2 separate regions of the Mus musculus genome follow, and region 2 is linked to region 1. The links are chromatin loops, found by intact Hi-C in ENCODE. Cell type or tissue: heart. All regions are shown on one strand. Links, peaks and the distances in the headings refer to the core of each region. The heading gives the core; the rest is flanking DNA.

Region 1 (12,412 bases), core at 1,895-9,894:
CAAAGAGAATTGAGATTCAGAGGGGTGAACTATTTATCTGCTGATGTCAGCTAGTTTGATCATATCCAGGAGTAGAGCCCAGGGCTCCAGGTCCTGAGCCTGTGTCCCCCTACCCCATATATGCTTCCCTAAACTTCTCTCCAGAGGCCTTCTGAAGGTGGGTGGGGGTGGGGAGCTGACTCCTCAGGCATGTGGAGATCATCTCACTAAAAATGAGATTACAGCACCTTCATCTTCCGTTTCCCCAGGCAGCATGGGTGTGCTTACTTGTTTCTATAGGGAAGCTGCTCCCAGGCACCCCGCTGCCGCTGAGCACCTAGCCTCTATCTTGTTTCCATCAACATAATCTGTTTGCAACACGAGATTGGGCTTTTCCCTGGCCCCCTTATCACTAATAGGATCAGCGGATTCTGCAGGCTGTTGGGAGCTGCAGTGAGCATGCTCAGTCAGGGAAGCGGCTGTCTCTGAGACGAGACTGCAGCTCAGTTAGCTATACACCAAGCTTTGGGATTCAGGAGAGGAGAGTTCGCCGGGACTCAGTTGCTCCGGGATAGCTTTTAGCTCAGGCTCTAACTCAAAGCCCTGTCTACCAGAGGATGGTTTGGTTAGTACCGTGTAGAGCCTCCACTGAGTTGTTACCGTCTTACTTCTGGAAGCTTCTCTTGTCATATATAATATTTATCTCTCATTAGGTGCGGGTTTATTTCTTGCTACAACAAACCAAATGATTTTTTTTAAAAAAATAAATTTGCTTTAGAAACGACTTGGTCAAAAGGGACTGTTCAATTATACATTTTATACCGCTCCATTCACGAATCCTGTGCAATGGCCAACTTTATAAGCTTTCGACGTTTTAATCAATTTGATCTTTCGGTTTTCTTTTCATCTTTTGGAACCAATCTTTCTTTCCTACGCCGTCAATGTTTTTGCCATAGGCACTTCCGGCTTGCACCTGGTGGATAAAGAGGTCTCACGCAGGAAAGGAAGAAGCCAGAACACCTGGTACTCCCAGCTCGGGTCTGCTACTAGTTAGCTGTGCTCCCTTGGGCGAGGCCCCAGCAGACTCTGTACCCTCCATCCCAAGCTGGTGCTTTTTGGGACAGGCTGAATGTCAGGTAGCTTGGTGCAGGTGAGTTTAGGAAGGTGAGAAAGAAAGCTGGAAATCAGATTCCCCTCCTCCGAAGGGGAAGGGTTAGCCAGCTGGAATCCAAGCCCGGAGCTGGGGCTTCTGTTGCTGGGCAACAGCAGCCTTTGTCTTGCTATGACTCAGATAGGAGAAGAGTTTTTGAGTTGGGCTCCAGCCACACAGGACTTCCTGCCTCTGCCAGTTTCCTGTTTCCTGGAGTGCAGCCTTAGTCACCCCTTGAGACTCTCCTCAGCGCGCTGTTCAGAGGCTGCCTCTAGCCCAGCCTTTAGGGCACACCGATCTGTATTAATTCCAAATGCAGGGGAAGGAGCCAGATGAGTGTCTGCACGGCGTAGGAAAATAGAATTGTTGCAATGTAAAAGCCTGAACGCACTGTAAGCTCTCCAGAGTTCTTAGGGTTTGTGGGATACTCTGTCCCCCTCATGGTAGGCTTCAGGGATCTCTACCTCCGTCACCAGCCTTTCTTCACCAGCCGTGCAAGGCAGTTCACTAGCTCTCAGATTGCTTGTCCCTATTCTCAGATCATGTGTCCCCTTTGCTTTATTTTTTTGGGACTGGGTTTTGGAATGTCTTCACTTCTGGAAGGCTCTTCCCCGCTGATCCCACACAGGTAGATGTGGCTTGTATCCCAGTTGTCAAGTGTTAGGGGGGTTGTTACCCAGTGTGCGGGTGTTGAAATGGGTGTGGTAACTGGTTTTGTGTGTCAACTTGAGCTGGAGTTATCACAGAGAAAGGAGCCTCCCTTGAAGAAATGCCTCCATGAGATCCAGCTCTAAGGCATTTCTCAGTTAGTGATCAAAAGTGGGAGGGCCCATTGTGAGTGGTGCCATCCCTGGGCTTGTGTTCGTGGGTTCTATAAGAAAGCAGGCTGAGCAAGCCAGGGAGAGCAATCCAGTAAGCAGCATCCCTCCATGGCCTCTGCCTCAGCTCCTGCCTCCAAGTTCCTGCCCTGTGTGACTTCCTGTCCTGATTTCCTTTGGTGATGAACAGCAGTTTGGAAGTATAAGCTGAATAAACCCTTTCCTCCCCAACTTGCTTCTTGGTCGTGATGCTTTGTGCAAGAATACAAACCCCAACTTAGACGTTAGTGTTCAAGGGACTGGAGAGGTGGCTCTGTAATTGGGAACACTGGCCGCTCTTGCTTGGGTTTGAGTCTCAGCAACCACAGGGCAGCTCACAAGCAATTGTAACTCCAGTTCCAGAGAGTGAATTGTTATAAATTGAGGTCACTTCACGGGCTTGGGTTTTTCTGCATTCATAAGCTGTTTCTCTTTTAGCTCCTCTGCCATGTTGTAACACATTCAGGGAGCCCTCACCAGAAGCTGAATTGATAGGGCCACTCAGGTTTTGTTCTTCAGCTTCCCAAATTGTGTTCTTATTTACAAAGTATCTAGCATAAGGTATTCTGTTAGAACAACAACAACAACTAGTCTGCCTAACTTACCTGTCTTGGAAGGGCTCTCTCTCCAGTAACCTTTTGAGTGGTAGAAAGTAGGTTGTGGCCACAGTGCTGTTGTTCACAGTAACAGCCACTTTTCTTATTGTTGTAATAATTAAAATAGTTGATAAAAGCATCTTAAAGGAAGAAAAAAAATACTTGAAAGGTACTTTTATCATGGAGGCAGGAGTGTGAGGCGACACACCATGTCTGCTGTCAGGAAGCAGGGAGATGCTCTCTCTCTCTCTCTCTCTCTCTCTCTCTCTCTCTCTCTCTCTCTCTCTCTCTCTCTCTGTACAGGACTCCAGCTCATGGATGGCATTATCTGTATTAAGGACAGGTCTTCCCTCCTCAGCTAAATTTCTCTGGAAGCAGTCTCATACATACACAGAGGTGCGACTCCTAAGTGATTCCAAAATCAATTAAACTTGACAATAAAGACAAATCAAATTCACCAAAACAATTTCCCCTCTGCTTCCTGGATGGCTATTCAGCTGGATACTATTTCTTAGGCTCCCTTCTGGTTGGGTGGCCTTCATGTCGGCTCTCTTCTAGTTGGGTGGCCTTCATGACGGCATGCTTTTTGTTGTTTTTTGTTTTTTGTTTTGTTTTGTTTTTTTGTTTTTTTTTTTGAGACAGGGTTTCTTTGTGTAGTCCTGGCTGTCCTGGGAACTCACTCTGTAGACCAGGCTGGCCTCGAACTCAGAAATCCGCCTGCCTCTGCTTCCTGAGTGCTGGGATTCTAATCATAAGAAAGAGAGCAGAAGTCATCGATGTACTTTCTGGGCTAAGGTTCACATCTGTTTGCATCCCCTCACTGTGTTATTTCGGGGTGATTGGTGTACAGTGAGATGTTCCTTTCCAGCACACAGGCTGGTACCTAGCTTCACTACCACAGCCACTTTAGAGTGTATGCAGCATCCTAAAGGACCTTCTCATGCTTTTGTAATACATTTCTTATGCCCCAGTTAGGGATTGGGGGAAGCAGTGAATTCTAGGAATACATGGATTCATGTGGCGTGCAGTATTGGGCTGGGTGTTTTCTTCACATGATTTGAAACTTCATCTATGTTGTTTGCATCTGTAGCGATCTGTAGCCCCACCCCTTTTCTATTGGGCAGCCTTCCATTGTATGAATGCACTATAATCTGTGACAGACCTTTGGCTACAATGGTTAAAGCTAGACATACCTGTGTCTAGTCTCCACGTGAATCTATACTTTCCATTCCCGAGAATTGAAACTGCTGAGCCCCGCAAGTGCCTTTTATGAAAGTGCTAAGCTGTTCCCTGCAGTGACTGTTCTAGGTCGGCCAGCAACATAGAAGAGTCACAATAGTCCACACTGTCACCAACACTTGATCACTCCCGCCCACTTAATTTTAGCCCACTGGTAGGTGTATCCTGGTATTTGTTGTGGTTTAACTCACATTTTTCTTGATCACTAATTCTATTAAACATTTTCAATGTGTTTCTTGGTATCTGCTTTTGTAAATACTTTAAAAAACACTGGTTCATTTCAACTAGTTTGGTTTTACTACTCTTGAGTTTGAATGTACATTGGATGTAAGACATTTGCCAGGTATGTGTCTGACCAGGAAAGTTTTCTTTGTTTCTTGTCCTCTCAGTGATATAATCCATTCAGATGGAGCCATGTTTATTTCTAGACAGTCCAGTTTATGGACCTATTGATATTATTGATGATTTGCCTTTGTGGTGTTTTATCTTAGATATCTTTCCTTCCAGGCCACTGAGCCAAATGTATGCAAAAAATATGTATTCTTTCCTGCTCCCTTATTTCGTCTTCTCTGACTTTCAGAAACAGGTAGCACTAAAACCTGGGGTGTAGAAAAGGCATAAGACAAAAAGTGTCTGGACCCCTGGGACCTAGTCATGAGGGAGAGTCCCTAGCAGGACTATGTCTTTGGACTGGAAAGCTTAGGCAGGAATGTGTGTCAACTATATTTGAACCATTAACTTTTGCATGCCTATTTGTGCCTTTTGTTTGCTTGTTTGTTTCACAAGACAGGGTTTCTCTGCGTAGTCCTGGCTGTCCTAGAACTACCTCTGTTGACCAGGCTGGCCTGGAACTCAGAGATCAAACTGCCTCTGCCTCAGAACTGCTGGGATTAAAGGTGCAAGGAATCACGCCCGGCCTTGCAGGACGATGTGGTATGGCAGCCTCGCCTGCTTCAGAACCTAGCCATTTCTCAGGTGTGCAGATTCGGCGCTTTACCCAGCAGATTCGGTGCTTTACCCAGCAGATTCGGTGCTTTACCCAGCAGATTCGGTGCTTTACCCAGCAGATTCGGTGCTTTACCCAGCAGATTCGGTGCTTTACCCAGCAGCCTCCAGTGAGGCTCTGGCATGAATTGGAGGATCAGAGCCCTTCAGCTCTCCTCCATGGTTCTAAGCTTTGTTTTTTTTTTGAACAAGCCAGAGAGTACAATTAACTCTGAGGAAGGTTCATGCGTATTGTTTGCGCATATGGACTGGCATCTAAATTGCACTATGCGGGGGTTGGGAGGACATGCTGCTGTCCCTGTTCCCTTTCCATTCGAAAATAGAGAGGCTGTCAGCCCACCATGATTTTCTTCATTTGTACTGTTTATTCCTTCATTATCCAATTCTGCCTGTCAGTGTATGTGGCTCTCCATTGGCTTCGCCTCTGGGGGATTGTCTTCTAACTCTGCCTTGCCATGGTAGAATCCTCTTTCCTAAACAAGGCTGAGCTTTACCCCGCCAGATTCCCACTGGGTGATTTGTTACTGTAATGCAGACCCGTAACACGTCAGTCCCCAATCTCCTTTATAGTTTATTTCTGCTAGTTTTCATTTGTTTTACAGATAATAAAATCCACAGTAGTTACTTTTCTGTTGCAGTGATAAAAGACCATGACCCAAAGCAACTTAAAGGAAGAAAAAGCTTGGTTTGGTTCATGGTTCTGGAGAGCTAGAGTCTATAACATCGGGAAAGGCAGGGTATACTGGCAGTGAGAGAGAGAGAGGGAGGGAGCGAGGGAGGGAGAGAGAGAGAGAACACAAACAAGAAGTAGAGAGAGCCTTTAAGTCCACAAGTCCATGCCCAGTGACTTTCTCCAGCAAAGCCCCACCTTCTAAAGTATCCCTCTCAACAGTGCCACCTACTGGGAACCAAGTCCATGGGAGGAACATTTCTTATTCCGGGCCACTATGCTCACCAATCAGTACAGTGAGAAAGGAGATTGCCAATAGCCTTCAGCATTCTCCTTCAGCTTATGACTTCATCCTCTCGCGTACATAACTTCTGTCCTGAATTTTATGCTTATCATTCTTCAGCTTCTCTATACAATTCAGTTTCACCTTTAAAGTCTGTCTCATGATTTATGCTTTCAATAGCATTGTGTGAGTGTACTGAGAAATAATGTAGATATAAGGCTCACCTATTCAGAGGCAGAGTTCAATGGCAGTAAATTTATTTAGTCGTGCAACTGTCTAGTTTTAGACTGTTTCCACCAGAAGACTCCTTGCTCTCATTTTCTGTCATTTGAAAGCACGCTTGAAGGTTGGTGTGATGACACAAACCTGTGATCTCAGTGTTTGGGAAGGTGGAGGCAGAGGGATCACAAATTTAAACCCAGTCTGTGCTGTACTGTGAGATGCTCTCTTAACCCAAGGGCTGGGATGTTGTAGCTTAGTAGTAGAATACTTTCTTGGTGAGCACGAGGCTCTAGATCTTTAAAAAAAAGATGTATTGTTGTGGGTATGAATATTGATATTAAGAATTTTTCATCCAGAGAAGCTATTCATAATATCTTCTTTGTGGAGTACCTTTGTATAAATGTGTATATGTGTGTATGTATATGTGTGTGTACATATGTATGTGTGTATACATATGTATATGCATGTATGTGTATATGTGTGCACATATGTACATGTGTAATATGTTCATGTATATGTATATGTGTGTGTATGTATTTGCTCACTTGAGTAGGTGCATGTAGAGGCCAGAGGTTGATATCCCGATGTCGCCCTCATTCACTCATTTTTTGAAACAGTGTCTCTTTACAAAGCCTGGAGCTTGCTGCTTCTGCTAGATGAGTTGTCCAGATCCACCTATCTTTGCCCTGCAGAGCCCGGATTCTAAGCAGGCACCAGCTTTCCACATGGGCGCTAGAGATCCGAACTCAGACACTCATGCTTTTACAGTAAGCATTTTACCTGCAAGGTCATCTCCCCAGTGCCAGGAAATGTCTTTTTAAGCCTCTTTCCTATTTCCTAAAACATTTTAAAAAGTTAAATATATTTAAAAAATTCAAAATGTACACTGTGTTTATGTCACAATGCTCACTCTCCATCCTCCCTCTAACTCTTCATATGTCTCCCTCCTCACTCCTCTCAAATGCATGACCTCTTTGTCTTTAATGATATATTTATATATATATGTATATGAATATGTATATATATATATTATGATTAGATATGTAAATGCAGCCATCTGACTCTGTTTAGGACTGACCACTTGATACTGAGCAGCTAACTAGGGGAGGACTACTCCCTCTCTCAGTAGCCAGTAGTTTCCTGTAGCTCCTTTAACCCGGTTTGAACATTGTACTGTTTTCTTTTTGCTGTTGGTTAATAGTCTTTGATGTAGTCTGGAGAGAGTTCTTTCGTTAGACGTCTGTGTTATGATTTTTTTCTCAGTTTGTTGGATGCTTGTTAATTCCATTAACACTGTATTTGGAGGAGTAGGGATTTAATTTGGATGAATTTATTTATTATTTGTCTTTACCAAGTCTCAGAGACATCTTTTCATTTTCTCCAGGATCTTCTTCTGCAGTATGCTTGCTTTATGAACTACCCGCACTTGTTCTTAGCCAAAAGGAGAGATGGGCTCTATCTCCAATTAATCTTCATGTATGGGATGGGGTAGGAGTTAAGATTTTTCTGTATACATTGTCCTAGGACCATATTAAAGAAGATCTCCTTTCCCTTGTTGAGTTACTTGTCAAAGGATTAAGTCATCTTACATGTGAGCCCCAATTGGAGCACGTATTCTGACTGTGACCTTACATGTGAGCCCCATTCTGACTGTGACCTTACATGTGAGCCCCGTTTTGGAGCATGTGTTCTGACTGTGACCTTACATGTGAGCCCCATTCTGACTGTGACCTTACATGTGAGCCCCGTTTTGGAGCATGTGTTCTGTGACCTTACATGTGAGCCCCGTTTTAGAACATGTGCTCTGACTGTGACCTTACATGTGAGCCTTTGGAGCATGTGCTCTGACTGTGACCTTACATGTGAGCCCTGTTTTGGAGCATGTGCTCTGACTGTGACCTTACATGTGAGCCCCGTTTTGGAGCATGTGTTCTGACTGTGATTCTCATTCCCAGACCACCCTTGACTTGATTGGCACAGTTAAGGAACAGTGAGAGGCTGGTCGTTCACCTCTTTCTGTATTTTCACTTTTCCACATCCCCTTCTGGGATTTGGGTTGTGAGTGACTGGCTAATTGAATAGGAAACAAAGTCTTAAAGGTACCAAGCTTTGTGCATGAATGTGGAATGTCTTTGCACTTATTTAGGTCTTTTAAAAATTCTTTCAGCAACGGATTTTAGTTCTCAGCACAGTGAATTTGCAACTTTTAATTTGATTCATTTCTAAGTAATAAAAAATTCTATTGCCCATGATAATTTTAGAAGTTTTTTTTAAAATTCAATATGCTTCTGCTAATAGGTAAGACAAGAATTGATTTTTGGATAATGATATTTTATCCTGCAAGATTGATGAATTTAATTCTGGTATGTTTTTGGAGATTCCGTGAAATGTTATGTGTTCAGACAGATACGTTACTGGTGAGTGGTCACAGCTTTAATTTTTAAAAAATTATTTTTAATCGATTACTTGGGAATCTCACACCATTTACTCTGATCTTTCACCTCTTATCCTGCTCATGTCTACCGTCTTCTCCTGTGACCTTCACTCTGAGAAAAAAACAAAACAAAACAAAATAAAACCAAATAACCAAATCCATGTTGTATGGTTTATTTATTTATTTAATTTTAAATCTGTATGTGGAAGTTTAGACAGCAGGTTTAGTGTCCTGTCCTCTTTCTGAGTTTAGGCATTTAAAGCTCTGCCCTCCCCCTCCTTAGCACTCCAGCTGTGCCTTGCAAACTGTAATACACTGCCTTCGTTATCATTTAGTTTGAGCTTTATTCCAGTTTCCCTTGTAACTTCTTCATCGATCTGCGGTTTACTTAAAAGCGTTTGTTTAATTTACCCAACCTTGGTGTATTCCTTTTAAATTTAATTCCATGCGACCAGAGACTATGACTTGAATGATTTTTTTAATCATTAAAAACTTGCTGAGATGTGCTCTTTTGTGAAGCATGTGGCCTGCTTGGGTGAGGATTTTCTGTGTACCTGAGAGGGATGCGAGGTCTCTTTTGAGGTGGACTGATACCTGAATGTCAAAGAGGTCATTTTAGAGGATGACATTAAGACATTCTGAGTGCTTATAGCTCTGATGAGCTTGAGGACCTGTGAGGAGCAGCAGCTCTGTTTGGGGGTGCTGACTAGAGAAGGTTTATCTGTAAGGATCTAGTTTAGTGTATCATGCAACCCAGCCCCCCACACGCTACAATCATTTCTACCTTAACAAAAGCAGACTGGCCTAAGATCCTAGATTTGTTCTTGTTGGCCTACTGTGTACTTCTCCAATTTTGGGAAATACAAGAATACAGGCTAAACTTTCACTAAAGAATTGAATACGCTGGGAGACAAAGTCTGCTTGGTGCTTTAGATGAGGGATTTGATGGACTTACACTGAGTTACGCCCTGTGAGCAGGGCACTGAGATTTGCGCATACTCAGTGGGCAACACATGTGAGTCTGAGCATGCTCATTAGGTCACTCACCTGATAGTTTCACATGGTTGGAGGGCAGTTCAGCTGAGTATTAATCTCAGTGAGTAGCTCATCTGGAGAGTTAATAAACTCAGTATGTAACTCCCTTAGGGATTAGGTAAGTCCTGAGCTCCTGGGCTTGCTTAGAGGTTAGCTCACTTGGGGATTCTCAGGGGTGGGCAGTTTCCCTAGAGACAGATTGTGCCCAGTGGGTAGCTCATTTACGTACTGAGCATGTACAGGGAGTGATTCCCCTAGATGAGCTGTGTGTGTGTGTGTGTGTGTGTGTGTGTGTGTGTGTGTGCGCGCACCTGCAGAAGCTAGATTTGTCAGAACCAAACCTTTTCTCGAATAGGTGGGGAACCGACATTCCAGGAAGTTAAGAATTGGGCAAGGTTATATTTCCTGTGTCTGTGTAGGGGTAAGTCACCCTGCAAGGCCTTCTGACATTTCTCACTTGCTCTCTGGAACTTGAGACAATTCATGACAGCCAATTTTTTACAGTGATCAAACAGGGAGGACGGAGATGAAGAGACCTCCTTAGGATGCCTGTTAGGAGAGTAACTGAGGAAGGGAGGACACTGTCCATAGCCCATCTTGCTGTCTCTTGATGGACCTTGTTTCCTCCAAGGACTGATTTACTGGGGACTGAGGTCAGAGTTTATAACAGAAGCACAGGGGATTTGTGGTTTAATTGCCCTGAGCAATTGGGAAGGCACGGAGGAGAGGAAAGCCCTTCAGGGGGAACGGTAATTATTTGTGTACAGAAATCACAGCGCTCGTTACAAACTGTTTGCGTACTCTTGTGTATGGGCGGATGAGCGTGCGATGTGCGCATTTTAGAGCAGTTTATCGGGCCTATCTCTCAATCTGTCGAAAAGCAGTGTCGCCATAAGAGTCTGATGGTTTATTTCTTTCTGTTTAAGCGAAACGTAAATTATCTGGCCCATTAATATCTGGGCGCTCTAATCCATTATTAGAGGAGAGAAGTAAAACCCCTGCACTAAGATGAATGTTTGCTTTTAAGATGATTAATAATGCCAGGTCCTTGGCACATTCCTCACAGTGCTGTTGGGCTCTGTTTCGGGGAAGAACAGAAACAGAAACAGACTGGGAAGATCACCGGCTGTGGTTCAGTGTTCACTCAATGGCCCTTCTGTCCCCTCCTCTCTCCCAGAGCCTTTACTAGCTTCCCAGTGCCTTTGTCATGTAGGACAAAATCCTAGCAAAGCAGCTGACCGTGCTTCCCTCCTGGAGCATCCATGATGTGCCCAGCCTTGCACTGTGGCAGAAGCAAGAGGAGGCTTTGAGCTTGGAGCTTTATGGATATTATTGCTATCCTGGCTGTGTCACAGGGCTTCATCGCCAGAACCACTATTGTCTCTTTGTGAGTGAGACAATTGAGGCTCAAAGAGGTGGAGTCATCTTCCTGGTTTCACAGTGAGTGAGGGGCAGAGCCAGAGCGCATACTCAGTACTGGGGGACTCTGAGGAACTGAGCCTGAGCCTGAGGCATTTGTTGTTCTTATGCAAACATTGTGTTTGCGCAGAGGCTGCCCTGTCTGGCAGTAATTAACCTGTAACCGGTGTGGGATCTCAAGTGCTCAGATTGCTGGGGGCAAAGTTTCAGTGTAGGGTCCCAGTCTGGACCTTAGTAGGTGATACTGTGTCCCTCAGTGTTGCTGGGGCTTTCTCCTTGGTGGTGGTTTTGGAAAGGTGTGGCCTTGTCTCTCTAGCCTCCCACCTGGGTTCCGGTCACATCATCTCACTACCGATGAATGCAGCAGCCCCTGGGCTCACGGCCTTCAGCGGCATCTGTCCACAGTGGGGCCCTCACCACTAGGATCCTCACAAAGCACAGATCCTCTTGCTCCCAGTATGCTTGAAGTCCCCATTCCCACAGAATCCCCAAGGATGCTGCAGCCTGCCTTCTCCTGCCCTTGCTTTCCTTCTTCTCTGCCTCTCCAGTCAGAAACCCTCTGCTTCTCTCTTGACCATCTTTGGGCTTCCTGTGATCACATCTGCTAGGGAGAGACTCCTTCTGTTCAGTTCTCAAAGGGCTCCCTCCCACTCCAGCTGTCTGTGACCTTCATCCATCTCTCTAGGTGTGTGGATAGATGCTCTCTCTCCTGGTCTCAATAGGGATAGATTTAGCTCTCTTGAATGGCTACAGGCCCAGCAGAGAGTAGTCAGGGAGCTATGCCCAGCCAGGCCTGCCTGCATCTCCTCCAGCCATCCTACAAGTGTTTTCCTAGCCTCCATTTGGTGCTCTCTTTGAGGCTGGGTATTCAGAACACCGAGAAAAGTGAGGCATGTGGTGCCCTGCCTTCGTGTAGTGCACAGGCCACAGGGTTGACTTTCTACAAACCACAGCTCCTCTGTTAGGGAAATCAGCTGAGCTGTGTGGGAATAATGTTGGGAGCAGGTGTGGCTGAGCCCATGCTGTGTGTCTCTGCACCCATGATGCCAAAAATGGGGAGAGCATTGAAGGGCAAATAGCCAAAACCTCAAAAGCAGCAGCTGGTCTGTCTCGGTCCTACATGTTTGGTTTTGTTTTTATTTTCTTCCTCTGTAAGGATGGCTTTCCTCCAGGACTCAGTGTGACCCATCCCCCTTGGGCTCCCTCCACTGCAAGGTGCTGCTTTAGCTTCTGTGGCCAGTTGTTTTCCTGAGCCATTCCAGGGAGCTCACAGTGACCAGAGAAGTAGGTCTTGGAGCCACTGCCCACAGGATAGGAGGGGCTCCTGCCAACAGGCAAGCATTGTTTACTATGGACAGACAGCAGGCTGCATGTTTTCCTAATTTCCCAGAGAGCTCATTTTACGCTCTGCTAAGAGCTCAATGAGCTGGTACAAAAGCTGAGAGGCCCTCCTGCCTTTGGTGGGATGGTTGGTGGGAGCCTGACAAGGCTCTCTGCTGAGGACCAGGTGTCCAGAGCCGTGT
Region 2 (12,412 bases), core at 2,901-10,900, 240 kb after region 1:
GGAAACAGTCTCCTTCCTCCTGGGCCTCCTATTCCCAGAATGGGCCCAACAGCCTCCTCTTGCTTGAAGTTGATCTAACTGCTGTTGGCAACTGCTTAATTTTCAGTGACACCATTTATTAGGCCCTTGCAGTGTGAATAAATAGATTAGATGGCCTGTGTACCTCATGAGCCCCTGGATCCTCATGGGAGGCAGACAGCCTGCATCCTGTCAGTTGAGAACTGCCCCCATACCTGACTAGAGAGTCAGTATTCACACCCAGACCATCTGCTCCTGGAGCTGTCCTGTGGCCAAAAATCTCCCTGCCCCTTTTCCCACTTGAGTTCTGGCTCTGCACGTGGTTAAGATTTTTTTCTTAAAAACTTAGTGTGTCTCCATCACGGGTTTGAAACTATGCCAGGCAGAAGCTCCTCCTGCTCTGACCTTTCCAGTCAAACCTAAGAGGCACTGCCACGAGCAGGCTCTAAGGCTGCCTTTGAGCTCTTTCCCCTCTTCTGGGAATCTTCCACCTCCCTGCGTCTTGTTTCACAGCTGACTTTCCTGATCTGGAACCCTTAGTAAGGGACTGTTGAGCATACTCCCTGTCCCAGAACCTCCACTTGAGGCTCTGTCCAGCTTGGATAAATGTCTATCTGCCACCTTGCTCAGTGTTCTCTACATCCTTGGAACTATTTTAGGGCTTAGGGAAGGAGTCCCTGAGATAGCCCTAGAATGAGAGGAGAATAATTGAACCGAGACTTCAGGAGTCTCAGAGAAGAAATCAAGTTCCTAGTGCAAGGGGGACTCAAAACCTGGGCTCCAGAAGAGGGCGGGTAGCACCTACCTGTGGGCCAGGTTGGGTGGGAGCAATAGGAGAGCTCACAGAAAGAGGAAGGGAAAAGACAGGAGAGGAGGGCTAGCTAGGACTGGCCCCTAGGGTTCAGTCATGTGACTCCACCTCCCTTCTACCTTCTGGCTAGCAATGAAATGCATTAGTGCGAGAGCAAATGACGAGTGCTCCCCACACAGATCTTAGCCACTGTGGCCACCAAGGGTGACTCAAAGCTGTCTGCACATAAGGTGGCATCCTAAAGACAAAACACAAAGTCTGGCAGGCTGCTCCTCAGGCAAGATAAGGACCTATGCTGCAGCTGCTCAGAGTCCCAGGTCATTGACCAACTAAAAGCCAGCAGCTCTACGCATTGGAACCTCAGTGAAGCTGCAAGTGGGGCTGGGCTGCGGGTGTTCTCCCACCCCTCACTTCACCTTCTCTATCCTCCGATGCTCCGTTCAATGCTCGTCCCCTGAATCCCATCTCTCTCCCAGAGGCTATGCCCTCCCAGCATTTCAAGAAAGCATCTATCCTAGTGCATTGCACTAGTTGTGCTACAGCTTGCAGGGGCCACAGGGCAAGGAGGAACTGGTCCAAACGCCTCCATAGTGTCACTCAGTGTCTTGGCTTCATCTCACGCCCAGCCTCCTCCCTCCCTCAGACTACTCATTACAGAACCCTATGTCCAAACCAGTGTCCCTGGCCAGCATGAGATGTTTCAAAGCTTCCTGATGGTGCATGTTAGTCAGCCAGCCAGGGATGCTCTGCCCAATTCACAGACCTGAAATACTTCCCCACCCTCAAGGCTCAGCTCAATAACACTTCCTCCTTAAAACCTCCTCAACTCCTGAAGCAGAGTGGTTCTGCAGTACTGACAGAGAGGCTAGATACATGGCGACCTGTGGCTGGGCTTGGGTTTCTGCCTGTGAATATCTCTACATCGTCTCTCAGCCTGCAAGCCACTCCCAGGCACTGTCAGTATCTCTGTTGGCTTCTGGGAATACTGCTCTCACTCCAGGGTCACCTGCATTCCTGGTCTGCAGCTGAAAATGGGGGGAGGTAAAATACCCACAAAACACAAACCTGCAGACCCTTGCTGAAATGGGGTAAGGGCTCCATTTTGAAGAGGAAAAAACTCTTTGAACTTCAGAACTCAAGGGAAAAAAATCAAATACAGATGTTTCTGGGGGCTTGGGGAGATAGCAAAGTGCTCTCTTGGAAAGCATGAGATCCCCAGCATTCCGGCAAAAGCCAAGCACGGCCACGCTTCTATAACCCCAGAGTTGGAGAGGTGGAGAGAGGTAGTTCCCAGAGACTTGCTGACCAAAGAGAGAGAGAGAGAGAGAGAGAGAGAGAGAGAGAGAGAGCAGCTGAAGCAACAAGCTCTGTGAGATAACCTGGATCATAAAATAATATAGAGGCCAGAGGTGGGGGCACACACCTTTAGGCTCAACATTCTGGAGGTAGAGGCTAGCCTGGTCTGCCAAATGAGTTCCAACCAGCCAGGGTTGTAGCAAACCCTGTCTCAAACAAAACCCAAACACAATAATGTGGAGAACAACCAAGAAGACTGGCTAACATTGATTTCTGGCCTCTGCAGATGCTTGCACACACAGATGTGCACACACACACACACACACATACCCCACGGCCACATACAAATTTTCTTTAAAAGTATAAAACATAAGAGTTAATTAGATTAATCATTTCATATTATATACATAGGCCCAATGTCACAGGGTAGCCTTTTAAAATATACCATGATGATCTGTCAATCACAAATAGTAAAAATAGCATTGCTAAGGTCAAATTCCTTTCAATGCAAATGGGGTACATAACCTTCAGTGGACTCAAGGCTGAAGTCCTTATGAACACTAAAGTTATAGATGTCACATTAGAGGTTATACGTGGTTTCACATACAACCAAGTGTGTGACATGAATGAGCAGATAAACAAATGAATGAGTGATCTTCCCACAGGCCCATGACGTTAATTTATGAGTCATTATCACTGTTACATAGAGGCAAAAGGTAAAACACTGGGGGCTAATTAACTGGAACAGAGATAAATGGCTAGTGCTAGTCGGAACTCCAGCTTTCTGATTCCAAGTGTGTGGCATCACTTGGCTGTCACATGGCCCCAGTGTCAGATGGAGTGCCACATGCAGCTGGGATTTCCCCCTCTCTATTTGGTTGACCCAGGGCCCAATCCTTCACAGCACAGCCAGTCACAACCCCTTCAAATCAGCACCCTACTTGGTTCATCTCCCTCCATGATTCTCCCATTAACGGTGAGTCCCTGCGCGTGGTCTTGGGCCTTGTGCAGAACGCAACAGGTTAAGTAGATGTTACAACGTATTTCAGGGACTTGGATAAGTCTGGATAGGTGAGTCGGTTAGCCCTGTCTTTCTCTGGTTCCTTTCCTGCCAAAGGACAGGGACTCGAGTTATGGGAGATGGCCCAAGACACCTTGTGCATCCCTGTCCTTCCTTACTCTTGGTCCCTTCAGACCAAGGCAGTCACCTTTTGGGAGGAAGCTCCCATCCCAGCGAAGAGGAAGAGCCTTGATACAGAGGCACACAGCATTGTAAGATTTGCAGAACAAATCTAGCCCAATTGCCATTCACTTCTATTCCCTCCAAAAGAAAGTACACGTGTAGAGTTTCTCCCTGACCATGGCCCCTCAAAGGGACACATAGGGATTGTGTTTTAGATACAGGTTGACATGGTGGCTATTGAAATCAAGGTGTGGAGAAATTAGGGAAGAGAGAGAGAAAACAAAATTATGAGGTCCAGAGAAAGATTAGGTCATGCCCCCCAAATAAGCAGTGCTGACCTCCAGACCAGCCTGGATCAGATACTGGGATGCCACCTGTGAGTATGACTCCCACTCCTGTTGTATGGACATAGACCCCCAAGGTTTAAATGCTGAGCTGCCCCCAAGTACTTGGTCTTAATTTCAAAGAGAGCTGGTCTCAGGAAAACTGGCCAGGATGGAGCTAGATGAGAGTACAAGCCAGGAGTATCTGCAAAGAGAAGTGCAGCTCTCCCATCAGTCCCTGCTCACATATGGCTCAGCCTGGACCTGGAGGCTGTGGGTTCCCAGGCTCTGCTCAGTGATTCTACAAGAACCATCTGTGAGACTCGCTGACTAGCGCTGCAGTCTTTGGGTTGAACTAGCCAGGCTGAGGCTCACATTTAGCAGCAGGCCAAATGATGGCCCAGAAGGTGCCACCTGCTGGGGGAGGCAGATAGAAGAAAAGGACAGGGGTCTCATCTGCTGTCTAAATCCAAGTTGCTCTCCACTTCTGGTCAAAGCATAGGACAGTACTGTCTATGCCAGGGACTTCAGTGCCCGTTGAAAAGAGGGATCTCCTCACCCCAAGATAAGTTTCCTCCAAAGATCGATGGGACAATTTTGGGATGGCTGGGAGTAGTCATGATGTCAGGGAGATAAGGGGACAGTTGCACCCACTACCCCCAGCTTGGTAGCTGGCCAAGCTGCCCTCAACCACTACAAAGGAAGATGCCTGGCTCTTCCCTGAACCTGGGGGCTTAGCAGCCCCTCCCCACAGGCATCTTCTTGAGGGATTTCAGTTAAGAATATATGTGTGGTAGGAGGTCATGCTTGGAAGAAACCAAACCTACACAAAGAAAGCTCTCCCTAGCTCTCTGGCCAGCACGTGTAGTCATTCAGTTAGATAGCCACCAAGTGAGGATACTGTCTACAGAAAGAGCCACCCAGCCCAGCATAAAGCTCCTCTTATTCTTACAATCCTTACAGCCCTCACTTCCCGTATCTGATGTTGAGTTCCTGAACCCCACGTATGGGTTCCTACCAAAGCTGGTCCGTAGATATAAGAATACTGTTCTCGCAACAGGAGAGAAGAGGTGACAAAAGTACAGGGGAGTACCGAGTTTGTTCATTTTGTCTGAAAAGTAGCCTACAGCCTACGACGGAGAGTGAGGGCCGGGTCCCAAGGTAGGGCTGTGGGTGCTGGAAACTGCCAATCTGTCAGCAAGCAGATGGGGCAGAGGTCCTATTCCCATTCGGACTCCCCGTGGACTAGCTGGTAGGACTAAGACCATCAGCGGAGCACAGACACCCAGAAAAGCAGTTAGATAGGTTACCCTGAAGCAGCTGACCCAGCCAGGGATGCTTCTGACTAGCAAAGAAAAACAGCACACAGAGCATCCAGCCACGAGTCTCCATCCACACCTTAGAAAGATGCAAAGCGCGACACCGGGTAATTTCTTCCAACAAAATACATACGTTTCTGTTTTGCCTCTGCCTGTGTTCAAGTTCATCAAGAGACCGGAGAAAACCCTTCGCTGACCGGAAGCCTAGCTTGGGAATGGAACGAGAGAGGGGGGAGCAGCTTCTGACGAACGTCTCCACCTAGGAGGGAGGCTGTGCGCACCCCAAAACCTGCCCTCAGCCCGACCGGGGAGTCAGACCGGACGTCCCCGGGATTCCGGCGGAGAAGCGGCTGGTGCAACTGCCTGTGCACATCCAGCCAAGACCAGACGTGGTGAGATGCTACCCACACATCCGCCACGGTCCTGGCGCGCCGGCCCCGGGAAGGCGCCTCGCCAGCGCGCCCTGCGCCCCAGCAGGTGCAACCCCGCGCCCCCAGCAGGTGCAACCCCGCGCGCTCCCAGTCGCATCTACACAAACTTGTTTGCCCGGGGCGGGGGTAGATCCGGCTCGCAGCCCGTGCTAGGGTCCTGGCTGGGAGACCTCGAAGACAGGACTCACCCAGCGATCACAGCCGATTGGGGCACCCGCCTTCCGGGGCGCCAAGCCCGCAGCCCGCAGTGCCCAAAGCTCAGACGCCTGTAGCAAGCGCACCCGCGCTCCCAGGCCCGCGTCGCGCAGCTCCCCGAGGCTGCGGACTTCCGCGCTGAGCAGTGGCGGAGCGGGCGGGCGCCCAGCTGAGCCGCGGGCGCGGAGTACAGCGAGTGGCGGGCGCAGAGCGGGCGAGCGGGCGCCCGGTCTGCACATGCTCACTCGCGCGGCCCGGGGACAGCGGCCGGCCTCCGCCGGGTCCTAGAGGCTTCCGCGCACCCCCCTCTTCTAGGCTCCCAGGAAGGGTCGCAGCTTGGCTTCGTGGCGGGAGGTATGTGGGTGATCTGTCCGGGCTTGCGAGACAACGCACATACCGCGGGTGACACGCACTACTCGCCACCGCCAAGACAAGACGTTGACCACTCTGTTGCACCCGCCCAGCCACAGCCTACCACTGCAGCCTAGCCGGCTCTAGCACGCACCATGGTGCTCACACCAGACGCACACAGGAATACACTGGGCATCGCCACTCGCAGCAGTACGCCGCCACACTCAGATGCAGACGTGGTGGCAGACGCACAGTGGCTGATACAAATACACACTGAATCACCAGACACCCACACTCACACACTCTGTACTCTGCTCCACTCACTCAGAAGCAAGCTAGGACACGGACAGTTGCACACACATACAGAGCCACACAAATTTGTACCACTCTAATGTAAATACCCAGGCACACACTGGATTACTGTCCCATACTGGGGGAGCTAGGCACATTCACCTAACTCTCCTTGACACACAGCCACTCAGAAACAAGCACTTGCTAGAAACACACACACAATTTGAGACAGTACCACAGAATTACAAAATGGCAAAGATACTCACACCATCTCCTTACACACCTGGGGTTCTGCCAGCAGCTTATCACTCTGCCCACATTGACACAGGGAGACAGACCTTCTTGATATAGAGTGTAAAGGGACATTGCCTCACTGGTACACACACACACACACACACACACACACACACACACACACACACCACAGAGAGGGGGGGCACATAGGTCTATATACAGCCCTCCTTTTAAATAAAGACTTACCCCACTGGGAAGCTCTGCTCCCCCTTTCGAAGCCCCCAAGTCACAGCATCTACCCTGCTCTTCCTTAAACAACAGTGGGTATAGTTCTCACCCAAGACTGACAGCCAAGATGTTCTTGGAGGCTGCTGGATGCTGGGGACAGGATGAGAGGAGGCATCAGGAGCAGGTGGCAGTGGCTCTAACGGACTTCCTGAATGGAAGTTTTTTACTTCCAACTTCCGCTAGGGGCAGAGCTGCTCAGCCACTCAGAGAAGTGGGCTTTCAACAGGTGCAGGGCAGCAGTGGGGCTTGGAAGGGGACCCGTAGAAAGCTTCTGGCGGTGCAGTCGAAAGGCACCCTGGTGGGGAAAGGGCTTGTTGAAGTTTACACAGAAGAGTCTTGGGTCTGGGGATGAAGGTTGAACTCTTTGGAGCCTTGGGAGTTTTGGGTAGGAGCAGAGGGATTTTGTGCTATCTCAGCATTCCAGGCCTGCAAAGAAAGTATCCTCTGCATAGCCTTTAATCATTGTTATCAGCTGTAACTCAATGAATCCTCTTGCAATGTTGTCTTGTGTTTGAACCCTCTTCAGGACTGACTGCATAATTTATAGGGTCCAGTGGCAAAAAACAAACAAACAAACAAATTATCCAAGATGCAAAGGTATAATTTTTTTAATTTTTTAGTACATATTTTCCTCAATTACATTTCCAATGCTATCCCAAAAGTCCCCCATACTCTCCCCCCCCCACTTCCCTACCCACCCATTCCCATTATTTTGGCCCTGGCGTTCCCCTGTACTGGGGCATATAAAGTTTGCGTGTCCAATGGGCCTCTCTTTCCAGTGATGGCTGATTAGGCCATCTTTTGATACATATGCAGCTAGAATCAAGAACTCTGGGGTACTGGTTAGTTCATAGTGTTGCACCTACAGGGTTGCAGATCTGCAAAGGTGTAATTTTAAAACAGAGTTTAGGGTTATTGGGAAACAGACTCTTGTGTCTTGCACAGGCCGTAAGTCCATGAAGTCACCCATGACCCTCTTATATCCTTTGTCCCACTTAATAGTTATGACAAACTACCTTCATTTGCATCCACTTCAAAGACAATGCTCTTGATGCACAAAAGGAGATGGTTGCCCAAGGGTTGCAGTGAGGACAGCCCTGAGAACCTCCAGATGCACTCCTCGCGATTCTGGGCACTGCTCTGCAGCTGCTGCTTCTTGGGAGGAGATGTCACCTAGAGCAGCAGCCACCTGAGATGTGGAGCTGAGTTGTCTGTGTGAAGTGTATGAAGGGTGGAGGGGATGTTAAGGGAAGAGTCCCGTGTCTGATTGCACCTGCAACGCGCAGCATGCCAAGAAGCACCTCCTGGTCTCCAGGTAGGTATGCCTGCCAACTTGACAAGAGACACTACGAAAGGAGGTACAAGGAGGAACCCATAGAGTAGTGAGTTGAGAAGGGCGTGGGAAAGGCAGTTTGGGTGTCAAAATGGGCATGAGTATTTCTGTGTTGGAATAAAGCCTTCCTCTTTAGCACTGGTTGCAGATAAAGGTTCAAGAAGCCAGCTTGGGTAGCCCTGATAGCAACACCCCTTTCAAACCATGCCAAGCCCCTCCCTGTGCCTAGATCTCCTTGCCACATAGCTAAGATCCACTGGCAGTTGGCTCCATATCATTTTCCTCCCATATGTTAAAGGCATCCTAATGCCCCATGGACTTCTATGGTGGTCCCACAACAGTGTTGACACAGATCCAGCTACTCCTGCCTGAGTAATGCGGTCACCCCTGCTTCCCCTGCAAGGCTAAGACTAAGAATTAAAATAGTCTCAGCTCGTACTACTCCTGTCTCGCTGGGTTTGCCTGTTTATTCCATCTGTCCCTGTTTGTGACTTTAATCATTAGATCCCAAGTTTATGTGTTGCCTTCTAACTCCAGCTCCTGGGGTTTTCCCCTCCCCTCCTCCATTCTCCCTCTCCCTCCCCTCCCCTTCCCACCTCTCCCCTTCCCTTTCCTCCCTTTCCTTTGGCTGGCCTCTCCTCCTTTCTCCTTTCATGTCACTGAGAGCGACGCCCATCCTGTGTTAGATTCCTGTTGAATACTGGACACCGTTGATCCAGTCCACTACAGAAGCATCTGGCATGGAAAGCTGGACAAGGAATGGCCCCCCACCCCCAATCTGGACCAATATGTGTGTACGCAAAGCAGCACCGGACACAGCATGCGATCTATTTTTGTAAGTATTCCATGCAAGGGTTTTTCCTGAGGAGCAGAAGTGCCACATGCTGTTCAGTGTTACCCAGGCCCCCAGGTTTGTAGTGTCTGCCCCTTCTCCAAGTAGCTCATTGTCCAGGAGGCCAAAGGAAGTCCAGCTAGAGCAGCCGCCCACTGTCCACTCCCCAGGCCTCACAAGATTGACTACTCCTTTCACTTTACATCTTTTCTGGCTCATTGTCCTTTCTTTAACCTTCAAAGGCCCCACAGCTAGAATTTGAGCCCCCAGATATCCAGGGGGAGTTTCTCTCATATAGAGCTATTGTATACATAACCCTTAGTGCATGCTCATTCAACATTCATTAAGATTTAGTTATTTGTGAGATAGTTTTACTTCATATTACAGACTTGCTTGGAACTTACCCTATAATCCAAGTTAGTCTTGAATTCACCTGCAATCTTCCTGCCTCAGTCTCCCAAGTGTAGAGGTAGTGTTCTCAACCTGTGGGTCACAACCCCTTTGAGGGTCAAACCACCCTTTCACAGGGGTTGCATATCAATATCTGCATTTACCACATATTGACATTACAATTCATAACAGTAGTTAAATTATAGTTATGAAGTAGCAAAGAAACAATTTTATGGTTGGGGGTCACCACAACATGAGGTTGTATTAAAAGGGTCACAGTACTGGGAATTTTGAAGACCACAGTGAAAAAATTGTAGGTGTGAACCAGTTTGTTGGTTAACACTATAAAGTTTATAAGCTCTCAAATCACCCACCAATGTCCCTGGGCATACCTGTGAGGAATTATCTAGAGTAATTCTCTGGTCCTGGCTGTGTACAATTATCAAAATGATCTTGAGATGAGAAGACATATTTTCAGTATGGGTGATGCCATCCTACCAGACGAACAGGTATACAGAAAGGAGTAAGTGATCTGAGCACTGCATTCGGTGTTCTCTGCTAACTAAAATTGATACAATGACTCCATCTGCCTCAGGTTCCTGCTGACATAGCTTCTCCATCATGAAGAACTGTATACCTCCAAACTGTGAGCCAAAATAAATCCCTTGTTCCTTGAGTTGCTTTTGTTCCATATTTTGTCTTAGTGGCAAGACAAGCCACCATGCCTGTCTCAAGTGTAATCAATTTCTAAGGTTCAATATGTGTAACGTGACATTTTCCAGGAACCCCGGTAGGTCTCTAATGGATGCTGGATTTCTTCTGAAGAACTCAAGAAACTGCCTACTCTTGCTCTGGTTGCAGACATCTCTGTTGGTCCCCAGCAATCTTGTGATTGGCTCCCAGAGTCAACTAACCGCCAGTGTGACCCTGGAGAAAAGGGGGATACTCACTCTATGGTATCCACCTGTTGGGGTGGAGGTTGTGTCAAAATGAGAAACCAGTGCCCATCAGCACTTGGAGCACTTGTTTGTGTCTGAATGCTTTCCTCTTTACCTATGCAGCTATTGCTCCACTGCTCTGGCCTTTAAGGTCCTGTGAGGACTGAGAGTCCTCAAGCAGCCTGTGAAGGCTGCCTTCACTCCCATACATCTTCTGAGGATGTGACCTTCAAGGATGGGGAGACTCTTTGAGAACATCTCTGAAGAGAAGACCCAATTTCCTTTCTCCCTTCTAGTTTTTCGCATGGTGCCATGAGTGCTTCATGCTGTACCTTCAGTAAGACTGGAGGCTGGCTCCAGTCGGCACTTTGCTGGGCTGTAAGTATTGATTTGCTTTCTCCTGTGAATGCAGCAGTGACTTAAATGTGCCTCTGCAAAGATACCAGCTACACACAGATGGCAACTGCACCCCCTGCTGAGATGGGCCTGCAGAAGGCAGAGCTGTGGGGGTGTGCAACAGGGCAGCAAGCCTGTGCCTGCCTAGGATCAGGCAGCCTCCCTCAGTGCTGGTCTGATGATTCCCAGAGAAGCTGGATTCCCAAGACATGGACCAGAAACCCCAGAAAGTTATAGAAATCCAGAGGTGGTGAAAGGGCACAATGCAAAAGATTTCTTTGGTTGGCGTGATCTGAAGGCTATTTATTGTACTGGCTGGTTTTGTGTGTCAACTTGACACAGGCTGGAGTTATCATACAGAAAGGAGGTTCAGTTGGGGAAGTGCCTCCATGAGATCCAGCTGTGGGGCATTTTCTCTATTTGTGATCAAGGGGTAGAGGCCCCTTGTGGGTGGGACCATCCCTGGGCTGGTAGTCTTGGATTCTATAAGAGAGCAGGTTGAACAAACCAGGGGAAGCAAGCCAGTGAGGAACATCCCTCCATGGCCTCTGCATCAGCTCCTGCTTCCTGACCTGCTTGAGTTCCAGTCCTGACTTCCTTGGTGATGAATAGCAGTATGGAAGTATAAGCCGAATAAACCCTTTCCTCCCCAACTTGCTTCTTGGTCATGATGTCTGTACAGGAATAGAAACCCTGACTAAGACAGCTGTGTTGCCTGGTACAAGCTCATGTCTCTGGATCCCGGTGTCTAGCTGAGGAAAGTGTATTGCTTCTCTCAGAGGTAGTGTTTTAGTTTAGTTTGTTTTGCTTTCATTCCCACTAGCACAGTATCTAGTCTGCAGCTCAAAGATCTGGGAGCAAATTCAGCTCTCAGTCTTACCATTTACGAATACTTTTCTTTGCCAGGCAGTGGTGGCACATGCCTTTAATCCCAGCACTTGGGAGGCAGAAGCAGGCGGATTTCTGAGTTCAAGGCCAGCCTGGTCTACAAAGTGAGTTCCAGGACAGCCAGGGCTACACAGAGAAACCCTGTCTCGGAAAATTTAAAAAAATTAAAAAAAATAATACCTTTCTTTGAGGCTATGACTGCTCTAGCTTGTGTTATCTCTGATGGATCCAGGAAAAATCAACCAAGGACCTTCTAGAAAGGATTAGTGGTTCTAGATCCCATTGAGCATGTTAAAGACTCACAGAAGAGGTCAGAATAGTAACATCGGCTAGAGTTCGGAAGGAGTTGTTCTACATCTCGTGGATGACTTTGAGGAGTTTAAGACAACAGTGGTGGTAGCTGTGGTAGGAAAAGTTAGAGTTAGGCAATGAGAACTGGGCAAGGAGCTCAAGGATGGACAGAATTGTCCCACTCTCATGATGAACGACACGGTTTCTCCAGATGGAATCTGCTCTGGTGACCGTGATGTGAACACTGCTGAAATGACCAGGGATCTAGAATGTCACATCACCCTGGCTGACAGGCAGAGGTGGGATGAAAGAGGATTTGCTCTGCTTTGGAAGGAAATTCTCCCGTGGGGGAAACACTATGGCATCACGGTTCAGACTGAGAATGTTTGATGCCCAGGTTGTGCTTCTAGAAGAGTACAGAAGTAAGAGACACTCTGATGATTCTTCCAAGTCCCCATCCCAGCACTGAACCGAACAGCACAGCATGTACTGGAATGAGAGTCCTTACATGGGGGTTACAGATGTCTGGTTCCATCTTCTATTTTGTAAAGGCAGAAACTGGGTGAATCAGAGGAATGGAAAGCCATGAAGAACCTCAACGTGC

What was found. Peaks named below come from ENCODE experiments on the same cell type or tissue, not always from the same donor. Only the 100,000 strongest peaks of a DNase experiment are listed, where the experiment ranks them.
Region 2: a loop joins it to region 1, with 1.9 times the contacts of the local background. A loop is called at or near these places in 2 of 42 quality-filtered maps.

The regions. Positions count from the first base shown.
Region 1 is chr11:71,985,017-71,997,428 of GRCm38, reverse strand. No RefSeq gene overlaps it. Among named protein-coding and RNA genes, the nearest start is that of Gm46262, 21 kb to the right of the region's middle. In heart, for the core only: a CTCF peak has its summit at 5,732 (motif pointing left); no DNase peak of the experiment used is centred there; H3K27ac peaks cover 124 bases.
Region 2 is chr11:71,744,387-71,756,798 of GRCm38, reverse strand. It overlaps Wscd1 (WSC domain containing 1), which reads right to left and starts at 5,784. Exons shown (of 9, transcript NM_001357965.1): 1 at 5,570-5,784. In heart, for the core only: CTCF peaks have their summits at 4,062 (motif pointing left) and 6,934; DNase peaks (open chromatin) are centred at 5,427, 5,938 and 8,918; H3K4me3 peaks cover 1,497 bases; H3K27ac peaks cover 839 bases; H3K27me3 peaks cover 4,239 bases.